Linked DNA regions of Homo sapiens: region 2 is linked to region 1. The links are chromatin loops, found by intact Hi-C in ENCODE. Cell type or tissue: GM12878. All regions are shown on one strand.

Region 1 (8,000 bases):
TTTAAAAACATATGCTGATGCATTTATTTCTTGTTCAAGATTTATCGAAGGAAACATAATTCCATGAGGACACGCTGCTACCATTGTGATAAATGGATTGGTCATGCTCAGTGACAAAAGTGTCTCCTGGACCAGACTCTACTCAGGCTGCTCTGAGTCTTTTTCTCCACAAGGCCCCCACACTGGCCTATAAAGACTTGAACAAGTTCAACAGCTCAAGGTCACACCGCTACATGACTCTAGCCCCCTTAAAGTACTTGCCTACGAAAACTCAAGGCTGCCAAAATAACTGATTGTTGGTTCCAGCCACTCCTGCAGACAAGCCTCTGTGGAAGGGCAGGAGCCTGACTTCTATCAGCACCAGTGAAACCCAGATGGCTTCACACTGACCAAACCCTCTTCCTGCTTTCTGCAATTTTCACTTCCCCAACTCTGCTGAGCCCCTGCTGACCCCTCCCTACTCCCTGAATTTCCCTTTAAAATGCCCAGTCACCTCTGGGATAATTGATGTTGAGCCCAGTTTCACATTGGTCTCTTTTCTCTATTGCAATAGTATATTATGGAAGAAAATCTGTGCTGATCGCTTTAACTACTGTCTGGCTGTGTTTATCCTTGACACTAGAAAATAACCAAAGTCAAATTCCCCAAAGCATATAGTATTCACATTCATATATATAGTTTTAAAAACTGTGACTTTAAGTATAAATTTAAAAGAAATATTAACTAATTTAGGAAATCTGGCTAATATAGATTCTTGATTTTTTATAAGTTCTGTATGTTTATCTATTAAAATGGAACCATCACTTACAAACACTACTGTGCGCTTTTTAGTTCCCTCACAGGAAACCTCTGGTAGCCACAGCCACTGTGAGTGGGCGTCTCTTAATGATTTACTGCAGAGCCATGCCTCAGGCTATCCCTCTTCTGATCTTCTCCAAGCTCTAGGGAGCATGCTTCTTTCTCAGACATCATTGATTTTGGCAGAGCACCTCCTTCCTTTTTCTAGGCCTTCCAAATGAATTCTGCTCTTTTGAAAAGGTGCTTGCTGCTAGGGAGAGGGCCCTTGGCTGTGTGCAGATCTTCAGTCCTAATTTACTAGGGACCCGGCACCAACTCAAAGCTAATATCAGGGATCGCCACTTATGGAATTTGCACCACAGGATCCGGCTTATGGAATTGAGTGACTAACCTATATCCTGGACGTAAGACAGTGTGGTAGTGTGGAAGGAAAGGAAACAGGAGAAAGGAATTGGGTTGAGGGGCTGGAAGAGGAGCAAGGCTCTGGCAAGACTGGCTGAACCTCATGGAACACTCCAGCCAAACACGACTGACTGAGTCCGCGCCCCAGCTCAGGGCCCTCCTGGGGCAACCTGAACAGTGGCAGTCTGAGCTGGGAGTAGGAAAGTATGGGTGGAGGTGTACTGGCTTGACAGTGCTCTCCCCACAAAATTCATGTTCACCTAAAACGTGGGAATAGGACCTTAGTTGGAAATAGGGTCTTTGCAGATGTAATCAAGTTATTATGAGGCCATACTAAATTAAGGTTGGACCCTAAATCCAAAGAAAGGAGAGGGAAATTTGGAGACAAAGACACACAGGACGAGGGAGGGCGTGTGAAAATGGAGACAGAGATTGGGGAGTTGAAGGTACAAGCCAAGGAAAGCTAAGGGTGGCCGGCAACTACCAGCAGCTGAAAAGAGGCAGGAAGGATCCTTCCCTAGAGCCTTGAGAGGGAGTGCAGCCCTGCTCACACCTTGACTTCGGACTTCTAGCCTTCTGAGGTGTCAGACAGTTAAGTTTCTGCTGCTTTAAGCCACGGAGTTTGTTAATTAACACAGCACTACCAGGAAGCTAATACAGTGGGTTGACCCTGGAGGAGAAAACTTGGATAGACTGAGGTTCTATCTGTGAGATGACCTTAAACCATCTTAATTATCTTTCTCAAATTCTGGTACTTGACACACAAATTTGTGATACTTGATGGGGAGACAGTGTGGGAAACCTGTGTTTCCTTTTTTGGCAAACATTAAATACTGACAGAAATAAAGCAGTTATGAAAATAAATATAAACTAACTCCTTTCAAATCTTCAAACAAACAGTTGCAAGAGTCCAGTTTACATTTATTTGGTCTGCTGGTCCCAGGGCAATACAGGCGATGAGCATCCGACTGCCTTTGCTGTTCTACCCACAGCTGGCTGCTTGCTTTGTGGCAATAGGTGCTGTCTAATGTTCTCCGGGGTCACTGAAATGTGATCGGCCTAAACTCCTCCAGCCAAAGAAGCACCTTTCTCTAGAATCTCGTTATCAGTATCACTGATGGCACAGCTTGTGTTCTGGTCCAATTTCATAGACTTATAGCAGAATTTTAGATTAAAATGGAAAGCCAGGGAGGGCAATTCAAACCACTGATCAATGCCTGGTAATTAAGGATGGATCAAATAATAAAAATTAAAACAAAACTATTTTTTTCAGCCATTGAAAATAAAAGAGACAAAGTAATATAGAGAGTAATGCAGAAATTTTATTTAAGGAAAATTAATTTTGCATTTCTACATTAGTTTTTATGAAGTAAACGTAGGACTACAGCGTGTAATTTTTTTTTTAAGTAGCAACAGGATTTTACCAGGCTGGTCTCAAACTCCTGTCCTCAAGCAATCTGCCTACCTTGGCCTCCCACAGTGCTGCAACTACAGGTGTACAATGTGATAGTGGGACTGAATGGTCTCTCTCATTCCTCTGCTAAGCACTAGGACTTTAGAAGAAAAGCCTCTCCACCTGATCCTACTGACCCTAAGTGCCCCTCCTCCAGGCAGGACTTGACACCTTAATGTTAAAAATGACTCAATATTTCCCTGTGCTGTAGATTTGTCTCTGTAACAACTTAACGTGAAAATTTCCCTCTCACTATAGCATGGTGTACTGATCCTTGATCCTTGTTTTCCCTTATAAAGAATGACTAGACTAGGACTTAAACAATAAAATGCCGTTTTATTAATAGCATGGGATACATGTGAGTGTCCTTGTGTTCCAGATTTGCCACTGTAACAATTTACATACAAATTGCCCTCTGACTCTAGCAAGTAGTACTAACCCCTGATCCCTTTTTTAAATCCCTTGCAGAGAATTATTAGACTAGTACTTCGCAGTATAATGCCCTTTTAATAAGCACATGGAATGCATGAGAGTTTCCTTGTGTTCTAGATGTGCCTCTGTGACAACCTGCATGCAAACTGCTCTCTGACTCTAACGTTGGCTACTGATCCATGATCCTTGCTTCTCTCTCCTTTTAGAAAACGGCTATACTAGGAATGAACAGCATAATATCAACAAAAATGACAACCAAAGTTTAAGTTCTAAGCCTCTTGAAAGGGAGGAACAAATATATAGATTACAGGAGTGTCTGGAAAGGATGCATGTTCCCCAGAGGACAACATTTCAGATGTGGGTTGCCACAACAGAAGAGTGGGGGCTGAGCCGCCAGGCAGATTCTCAGTAAGCTACACAGCACCACCTGGGGGCACAGGTGGGAGCCTTCTCCAAACTCGAAGTTACTACCTGTAGTCAGTTTTTCCATCAGTGGGCCTCGAAATGTTGGTGTTTAAGAGTTGTTGTCATGAGGTAACTTCCTTCCCCAGAGAAGAGTTCTCCAGGATCTTTTTTGGTTGTGCATAAAAGAGAGTGAGGTGAAGGGACCTGGTGGGCTCACAGCGCAGGGTGCAGGGATCTTTTATCTACGTCCTCCACTGTGCCTGATCACCGGAGATCTGAAGTCTCTCTGGCTCTGTGTATAAACCTGTTTTCTGCCCCAGGTGGCATTCTGAATGCACAGCTTGGGGTGGAGGGCCCAATGGCTCCACTACTTCACATCCGGGATTTCAACCTGCTCTGTGGTGTTTTAGCTCTTCGTTTTATCCTGCCTTTTGTTTTTTTTTGAAACACAAATTCAACTTACTACCTGTTTTTAAATGAAAAGAGTCAAAAAATATGATCTTATAACCTGTGAAAATGAGATGAAGTTCCACTTTCTGTGTCTGTAGAGACAGTTTGACTGGAGTGCAGCACCAGCACCCACTCACGCACTGTTTACAGCTACTTGCTTCTTAACACAGCAAAGCTAAAGGCTTCACACATATACCATGGGGTCTGTAAAGCTGAAAACACAGAGAAAGCTTATTGGCCCCTGATAGCAAACAAATCATGTGCAGGCCCAAGAGGTGAAAGAAAAGAGGGGGTAACATCAGGAAGACAGAAAAGTAAGAGGTAAATTTTGTAATGCAGGAAATCAGCCAGGCATTGACACCTAACCCCTTTGCCCCCTTGCCTGTGACACTAATAGGAAGAATTATTGTCAGTTCTTCAAGAAATTCATGCACAGACCAGATAGGAAATTTACCTCATGAGAGAACTGCCCTCCTAGAAACGGAATCCAAAAATCCCCAACGAGTTTCTTCCATTAACCACTTAACTAAATATTCTCTACAAGTGCTCAAATTATTAGAGCGTTATTAGAGCAAATTATCAAAACAATGTTGAGAATTTAAAGTATATATAGTATCTAAATATTATATATACTATATAATAACTCATTGAAAAACATATAGCATAAGGGTTTATTAATGTTTATTAAAGTCTGATGTTCAGTTCCTGTACTTATGCAGCTAAATCCAAATACAGATATATTTTAGCTTACCATGCATAGAATATTTTATGAGCCATAGACCCACCATTTCAATGCAACCAAAGGAGCAGAAATTTTTAAATTTAAAAAAATTTTTCTTAGCCCTGTGAAATTGAATTCATATAAATCCCTAATAGACAAAAAGGATGTATATAAAGATCAAATCAATTTGATATACCAACATGCTTAAAATCTCCTTATTAAATTGCGCTTACAATAGGCTGTGCATGGTACAAAGAAAACTCAGTAAAATAAGACTCATACAACCCAGACAGTATCTGCATTGGGAATTTCGTACTATTTTCTAAAATGTGGGACATTCAGGAAATGTCCACTTCCCCCTAGCTAGCTGGTAAGTGACCCTTTGATCATATGCCTCACATCTCATCTCAGTCTTACAGGGACAGGCAGTTTCAACACCAGAAGCTCCTGTGTTGTCACAATGAAGAGGCTGGAGGCTACCATGTAAGCGACCCACTAGCCCCGACTTCACCCCAACCAGGCCAGACACAATCAGACACAATCTTGTGCTCCCCGCCATGTGACAAAGGTTACTACCACTGGCAAATTCTGAGTTCAGTGTGCAAATGTGCTATCAGTTTCAGAATCTGCTCTTTGCCCTGAAAATCAAGTAAAATGCATTCTTTTGTATTATGTAACAGATGAGAAGGAGATGACTTTGCAGAGTTTTACGTTGATATGAGAAAGAAGTGGCACTGAACACTTCCAAAGGGTCAATGGTGACTCCATGAAAAAGACTTTATGATCGTCAGGAGCCTCCTGTCCTCACAGAAGCTATACCAGCATTCTTTCTGGAGATTATATGATCTCTGTAGCCAGCTGTCAATGGTAAATAAAAAAGAAAGGGAAAGATACCGAGGAACAGTATTTTGTTCTGATCAGGACACACTTAGTTCACCACTTGACTGTGGTAACTCAGGTCTCCTAGGTTTCACTAGAATGTGGAAAGCTCTGGAAACTCAAAGGGAAGGCACATTTAACTGGACTTTTTATTCGTTCTTTTTAAGACAGAGTCTCACTCTGTCACCAGGCTGGAGTGCAGAGGCATGATCTCAGCTCACTGCAATCTCTGCCTCCCTAGTTCAAGCAATTCTCCTGCCTCAGCCTCTCAAGTAGCTGGAACTACAGGCGCCCGCCACCATGCCCAGCTAATTTTTTTTGTATTTTTATACAGACAGGGTTTCACCATGTTGGCCAGGCTGGTCTCGAACTCCTGACCTCAAGTGATCCACCTGCCTTGGCCTCCCAAAATGCTGGGATTACAGGTGTGAGCCACCGCGCCCGGCCTTAAATGGACTTTTTCTTTCATTGGCTTTCTTAAGATCTGGAGAACCTGACCAACTATCTCAAAATACTGACCATCCTCAGAAAAATATTTGATTTTGTGTCTTCTTTGATTTGCCAGAAAGCTGCTTACAGTACTAATTTCATTTACTTTGAATCACTTTTCGGGTTGCTACTTCTAAGGATCTATCACTACAAAATAAATGTATAAAACAGCTATTTAAATAGCTTATGATTAATAGCCAAAGGAAAAGATACAAACTAGGAAATGTTAACATAATAGCTCATTCAATTTTCCTGATTTTCTACTATAGCTCTCTACGTGATTAAACAATGTAAATTCTCTTACCTAAACAAGCACAAGTATTATAAAACCCAATCTGAAGAAGGCATTTAACTCATCGTAGAGAATGCCATACCTGAGGTTCTCAATAAAAGCAGCCTGGTAATGGCCTACAAGGCCAGGGTCAAACTTCTCCTTCTCCGTTTCACTTCTCTGAACCTGTATCCTCACCTACATAATGCAAATAAGAACAACCCTGACTACGTCACAAAACAAACATAAAAGTGCAAATGATATAAAGATTGGGAAAGAGTTTCAGTTTTCAATTTCTTCACAAATAAGAGGTAACAGAAAAGTATTCTTCTTTTAAATAACTCACATCAAAAATGGATTCATTTTGCCTTATGCATTCAACAATAAGACAAAAATAACAGAATACTTTAAGTTATAGTAATCCCAAACTAATTTTAAAGTTCTTAACCTAATTTGTGGACTACTTACTATAAAATATCATAGTTTCCTATTGTCAATTTTTTTTTGCAAATATTTCATAGAAATTTCAGTTTTATGGCTAGAGCTTTGTTGTGAGGAGTTTCTGTTGATGGTGTCTCTGTCAATAGTCTCAAATATTAAAGTCTTGCTCTTACAGTCTACTCTCTAAGGAATCCTCTAGAAAGGAGAGAGTAAGACTTTCCCTGTATTCTTGTGTCTACCATGCTATGGAGATGAAAGGTCCCACCGTATAGAAGTGGTGCAGAAACCACCTCAAGAGAGTAGGCGTGGTGCGAGGTACTCCTGACCTCACTCAAACCTGCCCATGACACTGGGCCCAAGTCCCCATGACCCAGGTGCTTGGGGCGTATGAGAGACACCTGTCTTCCCTGATAAGAGTGTATGATTCTGTTGGGGATAAGGAGATGCACTTATCCACAACACTTATGTGAAAAACCACATTTGTGTCTACTCACTACAGGCTTTCTACCTCATCTGCACAGGAGCTTTGCCAAAACACAACTCCAAAATCCTTGAATGGCTTCTTGCCATTTGAAAAAGAATAACTATTGTTGTATGTGGTAAAACACCTACAATATAAAATGTACTGTTTTAATGATTTCTCAGTGTACAATTCTGTGGCATTCAGTACATTCACATTGTTGTACAGCCATCACCACCATCCATGTCCAGAACGTGTTCATCTCCCCAAGGTGAAACTCTGTCCCCATTAAATGCTAAAACCTCCATCCCCCTCCCCCAGCCCCTGGCAATCACAATTCTACTTTCTGCCTCTATGGATTTGACAACTCTAGGGACATCATACTGAAGCAGGAGAATAGGGTCTGGAGGCAGGGAACCGAAAGCTGATTCATGCTGACTTCCCAGAACTCAATCAAAAGGAAAACCCCAACTTTCCATGCCCAAGTAACAAAAGGACTGGATGCTATTCCCTTTGCAAGCCTCTCCTACCTTCTCTGTGTGGCAGATGGAAAACTGAAAGTATTTCTCATTGGTTGCTTTGTGCAACCATTTCTACTACTGGCGCCAGGAGGCTGTGAGCGGGTGCTGGGACTCGGGGCAAGCTGGCAGCGCTCTACACCTGGATGCTCACCTAAAAGTCACTGCCCTCCCCACTCCCTCGTCCTGACTGCAGTGTGCAGAGAGTGCTGGCACCTAACACCCCTCAAAGCCTGTCTGTGCAGCTCCACAGTGCTGTCCTATGCTGTGAGCACACCCCT
Region 2 (8,000 bases), 1.1 Mb before region 1:
TCTCCCAACACCAGTGCAAAGCTTAGTTTTCTTGTGTACAAATCGTAGTGTTTCTCTGTGAGATCATGTTATGCCTGTCTACACTGAAATGATGTTTTTTTGTTGTTCTTTTTAATGTTTAAAGATGGGTTCTCACTATGTTGCCCAGGCTGCTCTTGAACTCCTAAGCTCCAAAGATCGTCAGCCTCGCGAGTAGCTGAGACTACAGGCATGCAACACTGCACCCAGTGCTGAAATGCTTATCATTATGTGTTTATCATACCTGCCTGTTTATGATTTACAATGATGTGTTGATTTTACCCATCTGTTTATGACTACAGCCCTATAACTGGACACAGCCTTCTCTCTATAACATCTGAGCCTCTAATAAATGCCACTATACTTAACACAGTGAAAATCAGTGCATACAATCTCAAATAATTAACCGAATCAACACAGACTTTCTAGTGACTTATCTTCATAAAGGCCCTAGCTCATTGAAGCAATGTTGCGTTGAGCATTCTAAAATATTCCTGACTTTTTACACTGAAAATTAAACACTTCATTCAAAAAAGCGATTATTATTATTTTTAGTCCAAGGATAAAGTATCTTAAGAATATGGCTGGACGTGCCAATCAATATGTTACAATTTTATTTGAAACATATATTTATATCGCTAAATGCAGGGTGTACCTGCCATAATTTGGTTATAATTTAGTCCCTAGGAAATTTACTTTGCACCTGTATGTTTCATCCCCTAGGGTTCATTTCCATAAAGCTAATGACTTATTAACGTTGGAATGGACAAAAATAAGACAATTATACTAGAACACAACACATCTGTCTTTGTATCACTGCTGTCATGCATGTACATATGTGCATATTCATGCTTCTTGTAGAATTGCCTGTGCTATTACAGGCGGGTAGGCAAATGTCAGGGGAAAAAAAGCTGCAGGCCAGAATATGTGTAGTAGTCTTACATTTTTTTAAACTTTATGGGTACATAGTAAGTGTATACATTTGTGGGGTACTTGAGATGTTTTGGTACAGGCATGCACTGCATAATAATCACGTAGTCTTTAAACATCCCGCTCAGATTGCCTTTTAGAGATTTTTCCATTATCCTACTCGAAAGGACTAATTTCCTTGAATATATGTAGATACTGACAGAATTATCACCAGAACCCTAATTCCAATGTACTTGAATTTGGCTCTCAATTTCAATGCTTCTCCCTGGAACTTTCCATCATCCCTTGGGATACTCATCATACTCTTATTTTCATTTAAAGCACAACTTATGTCCTTCTGTCCCCAAGGAGAAAGAGGGCACGTCAACCTCATCAACTAAAAATCATCAACCTTTCACATACTGGATGAGAAGCAAAATGAAGAAAACAGGCTGAAGAGAGAAAGGGATGGTGTCTTTTAGAATTAATAATCTTAAGAGACTGTTTTGAATGTAAAACTTTCAAAGACAGAACATTTTTAAGGCATATTCTCTGTGACTACTAACTCATGCTTAAATGACATTATATAATCAATTAACTGGGAATTATATATTGATGGAATAGATTCTTCTGTGATTTCTGTTTGAATATTTTGATTTCTAAATATGGTTATGCATGTAAAAATAAAATTTCAGCTTCTTTAAAGAAATCCTGAATCGTTTATAAATAGATCAAGGAGAGTCTCCATAGCATGACAGATGCCAGATGATAATTTTGTGTATTTGGGATTGGAAAAAAGAAGTCTTTGAAGAGAAATCTGCACTCCCATGTTCATTGCAGCACTAATCACAACAGCTGAAATATGGAATCAACCTGAATGTCCATCATTAGATGAATGAATAAAGAAAATGGGGTTTATACACACAAGGGACTATTATTCTACCTCAAAAAAAAGGAAAGAAGTTGTGTCATTTGGGACTACATGGATGAACCAGAGGACATTATGTTAAGTGATACAAGCCAGACACAGAAAGACAAATATCACATGTTCTTACTTATATGTGGAATCTAAAAAAAAGTCAAGCTTACAGAAGCAGAGAGTAGAATGTTCTCTTACAGAACTTGAAGCTGGAGGTGGAGAGGAAACGGGAGATGTTGGCCAAAGGTTACAAAGTTTCAGTTGGCAGGAAAAAGTTCAAAAGATCTGTTCAATATGGCAAACAAAGTTGAATCACAAGGAATTGAATATTTGAACATCTCTAAGAAAGTAGATTTTAAGTGTTTGCACCAGAAAAATAAGCATTTGAAGTAATGCACTTGTGAATTAGCTCGATTTAGCCATTTCTCAATGGATACATATTTCAAAACATCACTTTGTACATGATCAATATATTCAATTTTTATTTGATGATTAAATGAATACATTAGGGAAAAAAGCACAAAATAAAAAAAATTCTTTTCTACCTTGTCTCCACTCCCTCCCTTGATTTTCTTTTGAGTCTTTTTTAAAAATTTGAGACAGGATTTCACTCTGTTGCTGAGACTGGAGTGCAATCACAGCACACTGCAGCCTCGAACTCCTAGGCTCAAGCAATCCTCCTGCCTCAGCTTTTCAAGTAGCTGAGACACCAGGCATACATCACCACATCTGGCTAATTTTTTCTTTTTCCTTCCTTCTTTTCTCTCTCTCTCTCTCTCTCTCTCTCTCTCTCTCTCTCTCTCTCTCCCTCCCTCCCTCCCTCCCTCCCTCCCTCCCTCTCTCTCTCTCTCCCCCTCTCCCTCTCTCTTTCTTTCTTTCTTTCTGAGACAGGGTCTCACTAGGTTGTCCAGGCTGATCTGGAACTCCTGGCCTCAAGGAATCCTCCCACCTTGGCCTCCCACAGTGCTGGGATTACAGGTGAGAGCCACTGCACCTAGCCTTCCCCTGATTTTCCTTGCCCAATAAATACCGTTCCATCTGATGTCTCGCTTGTTGTTGAGTCAGCTGAGGACGAGGGAGCCTCTTTGCTCTGCTGTTCCCATCAACTATTACATCAATGGCACCTTCCTGGTGAGAGAGTCCTTATCCCACTGCAGTCGTCCCCATCTCTGCTCCATTTGCCTCTCAGGTCCTAATGACAAAGCACTCATCCTTAATTTCCCCTGACCTTCTTCACATCCTGAATAAATCCAATGAATGCAGTGGGCATTTTGAGCCACTAGGAGGCAGAAGAGGAAAGTCCAAGCAAACGATCATTCTGAGAGCAAAAAACATGATCCTGGTTTTGTTTGCCCCACCAAAGACCTGTCCACACCTATCAATCTGCAGCCACAACAACCATGGGATTACAGTGTTTCCAAGTGTGTATTCAATGCATGGAAACCTCATTATAAAGAAGATGATGATGAAAAACAAGACATTGTGTTGTGTTTTTTTGTTTGTTTTTTTTTTTGTTTTGCAAAGTGTCTTGGTTTTTCTTTATCTGATAATTTCTGGATTAGAGGTTGCCCTATCTTCTGCAATGTGTTCACTCTATTGCTGTGTTATCTACTGCATGGACCCCTGCCAACTCCCCAGGCTGGCTTTACCGATAACATCTGCCACCCAGCCCACAAAGAATCTTATTCTAAAGGCTCCCATTCTTCCTTCCACCTTTTGCTACTTCCTGGGTTTGAGTGCTCACACACCATTCATCTTGTCTCAGGATTTCACTTTCTCACCCTTCTCTCATGCTTCTTTTACGTCTCTACTTTTGTTTATGTATTTCTCACTAAGTACAATGCTTAACTTTCCTTTCTCCTCATTTAACTTTTTGCAGTGTTTTGTTTTAGTAACGCCTGGGTCCTGTTTTAGACAGAGAGAGGCAATTCTTCCAGTCAAAGTAGGCCATTTACAGAAATCAAATCGGGGGAATCTGAGACATTTTGGTTAGAGGAAGAGAAGAGAGGGATTCTAATGAAACCAGGAGACTGGCATCAAGGTGTGTTGATTCTCGAAAAAGGAAATGATGCTTTCTTTTTTAATATATACGCTTATGAACTTTTGACTTGATACATAAGATGTGTTCCATTTATCATTTCAAATAAAATCCTTCATAAAGCATTAAAGAAAAGAAATATTGTTAGAAAAAAAGAAATAAAATAGCAAATGTACCAAAAATAGAGCAACTCCTCTAACTTCCAAAGGGGAGAAGAACATACAGGTCATTTATAAGATAGCTTGACATTTTTCAGCAGGTGTGCTTCAGGGAAATTATAGTGACCCATTGAACTCCCACTAATGTCAGATGCATGTCACATAAATGCACACCCATGGAATTGAGGCTGTAACTCTTGGGAAGAACGTATTGGTCCTCTCTTCTAATGATTTCCAGGCTTCTTTTGTTGAGTGGAATATTACATGGCTCACACATATCACAAAAGCATAAAGGTGAGACCACTCTGGCCGATGTTGCAAGAATGCTTCAGAGCTCAGCCCACCCTCCCTCAATTTCAGAGGAAAACCCTACAAGGGACACCAGAACAGGGAAAGTGACCACATTATTAGGCTGAGCACGTGCATATGGGTTAAGTCACCCAAATTATGACTACAAATGCTGTTTCTGCTATGCATGTTGGTTGCTTTTATATCAAACCATTTCTGTCTTATATTCAATTATGACTCCAAAGCGTCTAATAGGTTTATTCAATGAATGGTCTTAAAGAGAAAGACAACTTCAGAAGACCATGACGCAATCTACCCTCAGATGAAAATTTTCAGGATAGCTATAATATGTGAAAGATTGTAAGAAATGCACCGAAATGATCATTTGACTCAATTTATGCACACGACACAGCAAGCCAGCAATGACATGGGAACTGGGGGTAGGACACCAAATTTCCTGATGAAACACTAGTTCTACTGCACCGAAGAGCTTTGATGTGACAAATGCCATTGTTGTGGTTAATGCCACCATCACCGTGAACCAAAGCAAACCAGTATCGATTGAATGGAAATGAATCAGCCTTCAAGGACCCACTTTGAGGAACTTAAAAATACACTGTAAGCATCTTATCACAATTGTGTATCTTGATCAGCAGTAAGAACTTTTTTGCATAATGATAAAAGCTACATCTGATGCTAAAGTGATACTCAATTTCTTCACTCATTCCATGGTTTACTAATTCATACTTGACATTAATTAAGAAGGCTGTGGATGAGTTCTGAGTGGTAAGTCAGAGCTCTGGCTTCAGTTACACCCGGGTTTCAGTCCCTGCTCTGACTGCTAGAAGGTGTGATGCCATGAGTAAATCCCATTACCTCAAAGCATTCATCTCCTCATAGGTAGGACATAAGGTTAACTCTTCCAAGGGAGTTTACGAAGATTAAATGAAGTAATATCTGCCAGCCACATAGAGGCACACAATGAGTTGATGTTACATAGTTGGGACTCTTTTGAAGCAACAATTAATTTCAGCATACATGAAGCATGAAGTCATAGGATCACCAAAAAGGTGATAGTACCATGTGAGCTAAACGGAAATACATATTTAAATGGAGGTAGATGAAATCCACTGCAGGTACAGACAGACTTGCACTTGGAGACAACTGGAAAGGGGAAGGAATAAATAAGTTCCAGGTATTTCCATCAAAAAGCATGAGCAAGATGCATTCTCTTTTACATCGAAGGTCTTTGGACTATCATGAACAACAACAACAAAAAAAAAACAGATTGGGGAGAACTCAAGTTATACTAAAGTAAGGAACTAAGATGGAGAAAAGAGTATTTATTGATTCAGTAATGGCCTTACAGGGATTCAGATTTATCAGATTATCCTCTGCAGTTTCTGTCTGGAGGTGATTGTTCTGAAAGTTTATTACCTGGATTAATGTCTAATCTTCTTAGGGGTAAATGATACGTATGGATGTTGTGAGGTGAATGGGTGATAGGGCATAGGTACTCAAGTGGGTAGGTGAGACCAGGCAAATGCCCTGGCACGTACAGCTCAGCAAGGATTTTGCTGGCTTCTGGCTTCTGAGCAGATAGGAACACCACACACCCTGGCAATGACTAATCTGAGAGGCATTGGTGAACTTGAGGTTTTCCAAATTCTTGAATATATATGTCAGAGACGTTTGAACCAGAGCACCTCCATCTTGAATAAGGGCTGGGTAACGTAAGGCTGGGACCTACTGGGCTGCATTCCCAAGAAGTTAGGCATTCTTAGCCACAGGATGAGACAGGAGGTCAGCACAAGATACAGGCCACAAAGACCTTGCTGATAAAAGGATGCAGTAAAAAAAAACAGCCGAAACCCACCAAAACCAAGATGGCAACTAGAGTGATGTCTGGTCATCCTCACTACTCATTATACGCTAATTATACACTAATTACAATGCATTAGCATGCTAAAAGACCCTTCCACAAGCACCATGACAGCTTACAAATGCCATGACAATGTCAGGAAGTTACCCTATATGGTCTAAAAAGGGGAGGAACCCTTAGTTCCAATAATTGCCACCCCTTTCCCGGAAATCTCATGAATAACCAACCCCTTGCTTAGCATATAATCAAGAAATAATCATAAAAATAGCCAACTAGCAGCCCTCGGGCTGCTCTGCTTATGGAGCAGTCATTCTTTATTCCTTTACTTTCCTAATAAACTTACTTTCACTTTACGGATTTGCCTCCAATTCCTTCTTGCACGAGAATCAAGAACCCTCTCTTAGGGTCTGGATTAGGATCCCTTTCTGGTAACATATACACCTTCCTAGTGACAAGGGTGTATAGCAGAACACATAGGAAATCTGTTTATAGAAGTGCAGCTTCTTTAAAAACAAACTGAACACCAATTCAATCAGAAGACACTTCATGTAGATATAAATAATTACTTTATAGCTATAATGATACATCTCAATTTGCCTGGGACAATCCCAGTTTATTCATAGCACATGAGCAACTCTCAAACATGTCCTGGATTGGATCATAAATTATATGGCCAATGGCTAGCAAGATTGTGTAGCACAGTTCTGATTATTTTTTAAAAAATAGCAAACATGATGATCTTCTGATTTATTTAATGTCTACAAGTGTCTTGTAATGTTATTTTAAATTAACATGGTTCAGTCTGGATGCCAATATTTGATAGATATTAGTTAGCCATTACAGGTTGGGTCAGCTACAATTCTTACTGTGGATAAACAGTAGTATTAATACAATGCATAATGGTATTAATAACACTAGAAATTGTAGTGTGACTGGGTATAATGGTTGCTGCTGAGAGCCTATGAAACTTCATCTACATGAGTCCATTAAATCTTTTTTAAAAGGTTATTTTTTGGCCAGGCACAGTAGCTCATGCTGATAATCCCAGCACTTTGGGAGGCCAAGGCAGGTGGATCTCCTGAGGTCAGGAGTTTGAGACCAGCCTGGCCAAAATGGCAAAACCCCGTCTCTACTAAAAATACAAAAATTAGCGGGGCGTGGTGGCAGGCGCCTGTAATCCCAGCTACTGCGGAGGCTGAGGCAGGAGAAGCGCTTGGACCCGGGAGGCAGAGGTTGCAGTGAGCCGAGATCATGCCACTGCCCTCCAGCCTGGGCAATAAAAGCGAGACTCCATCTCAAAAAAAAAAAAAAAGAAAAGAAAAAAGTTATTTTTTTATTGACAAGCAGATTATATATTAATGAGGTAAAGTGTGGTATTTTGAACCATGGAACTTTTATACTGTACAACAACCTTGCAAGGGAGAGACCACTGCCTTCTACATCTAAGGAAAGAGTCTGAGGAAACGCTAGCTGACTTTCTCAAGGCAGAGGTAGAGGAAAGTTGTTAGCTCCTGTCTGTCTCTGGCTGCGATCTACATTCTTTCCAATGCCAGCATTCCGCTTCCATTATGGGCATGTTTCATCTTTTTAATCCTCTCTTTTGGGTAACAGAGAATAGCATTTGTTACTCCATTAAAAAAAAAAAATCTTAAAACAATATTTTTCCATTCCTCAGGTAGGAAGATAACATTTATGCATTTATGACTTTTACTGGAAGAAAAAGAACTCAAAGAATATTTCAACTTTTTGCCTAAAATTGTATCTACTTGTATGAAATGCACTCACTGA

Evidence for each region. Peaks named below come from ENCODE experiments on the same cell type or tissue, not always from the same donor. Only the 100,000 strongest peaks of a DNase experiment are listed, where the experiment ranks them.
Region 2: it touches region 1 in a loop (15-fold over the local background); 5 of 110 quality-filtered maps call a loop at or near these places.

The regions. Positions count from the first base shown.
Region 1 is chrX:7,085,654-7,093,653 of GRCh38, forward strand. All of the region lies in intron 2 of PUDP (pseudouridine 5'-phosphatase), which reads right to left. Among named protein-coding and RNA genes, the nearest start is that of STS, 58 kb to the right of the region's middle. In GM12878, a CTCF peak has its summit at 3,509; no DNase peak of the experiment used is centred here; H3K27ac peaks cover 1,316 bases.
Region 2 is chrX:6,018,396-6,026,395 of GRCh38, forward strand. The region is part of intron 3 of NLGN4X (neuroligin 4 X-linked); the gene reads right to left. Among named protein-coding and RNA genes, the nearest start is that of NLGN4X, 210 kb to the right of the region's middle. In GM12878, a CTCF peak has its summit at 3,130 (motif pointing right); a DNase peak (open chromatin) is centred at 3,172.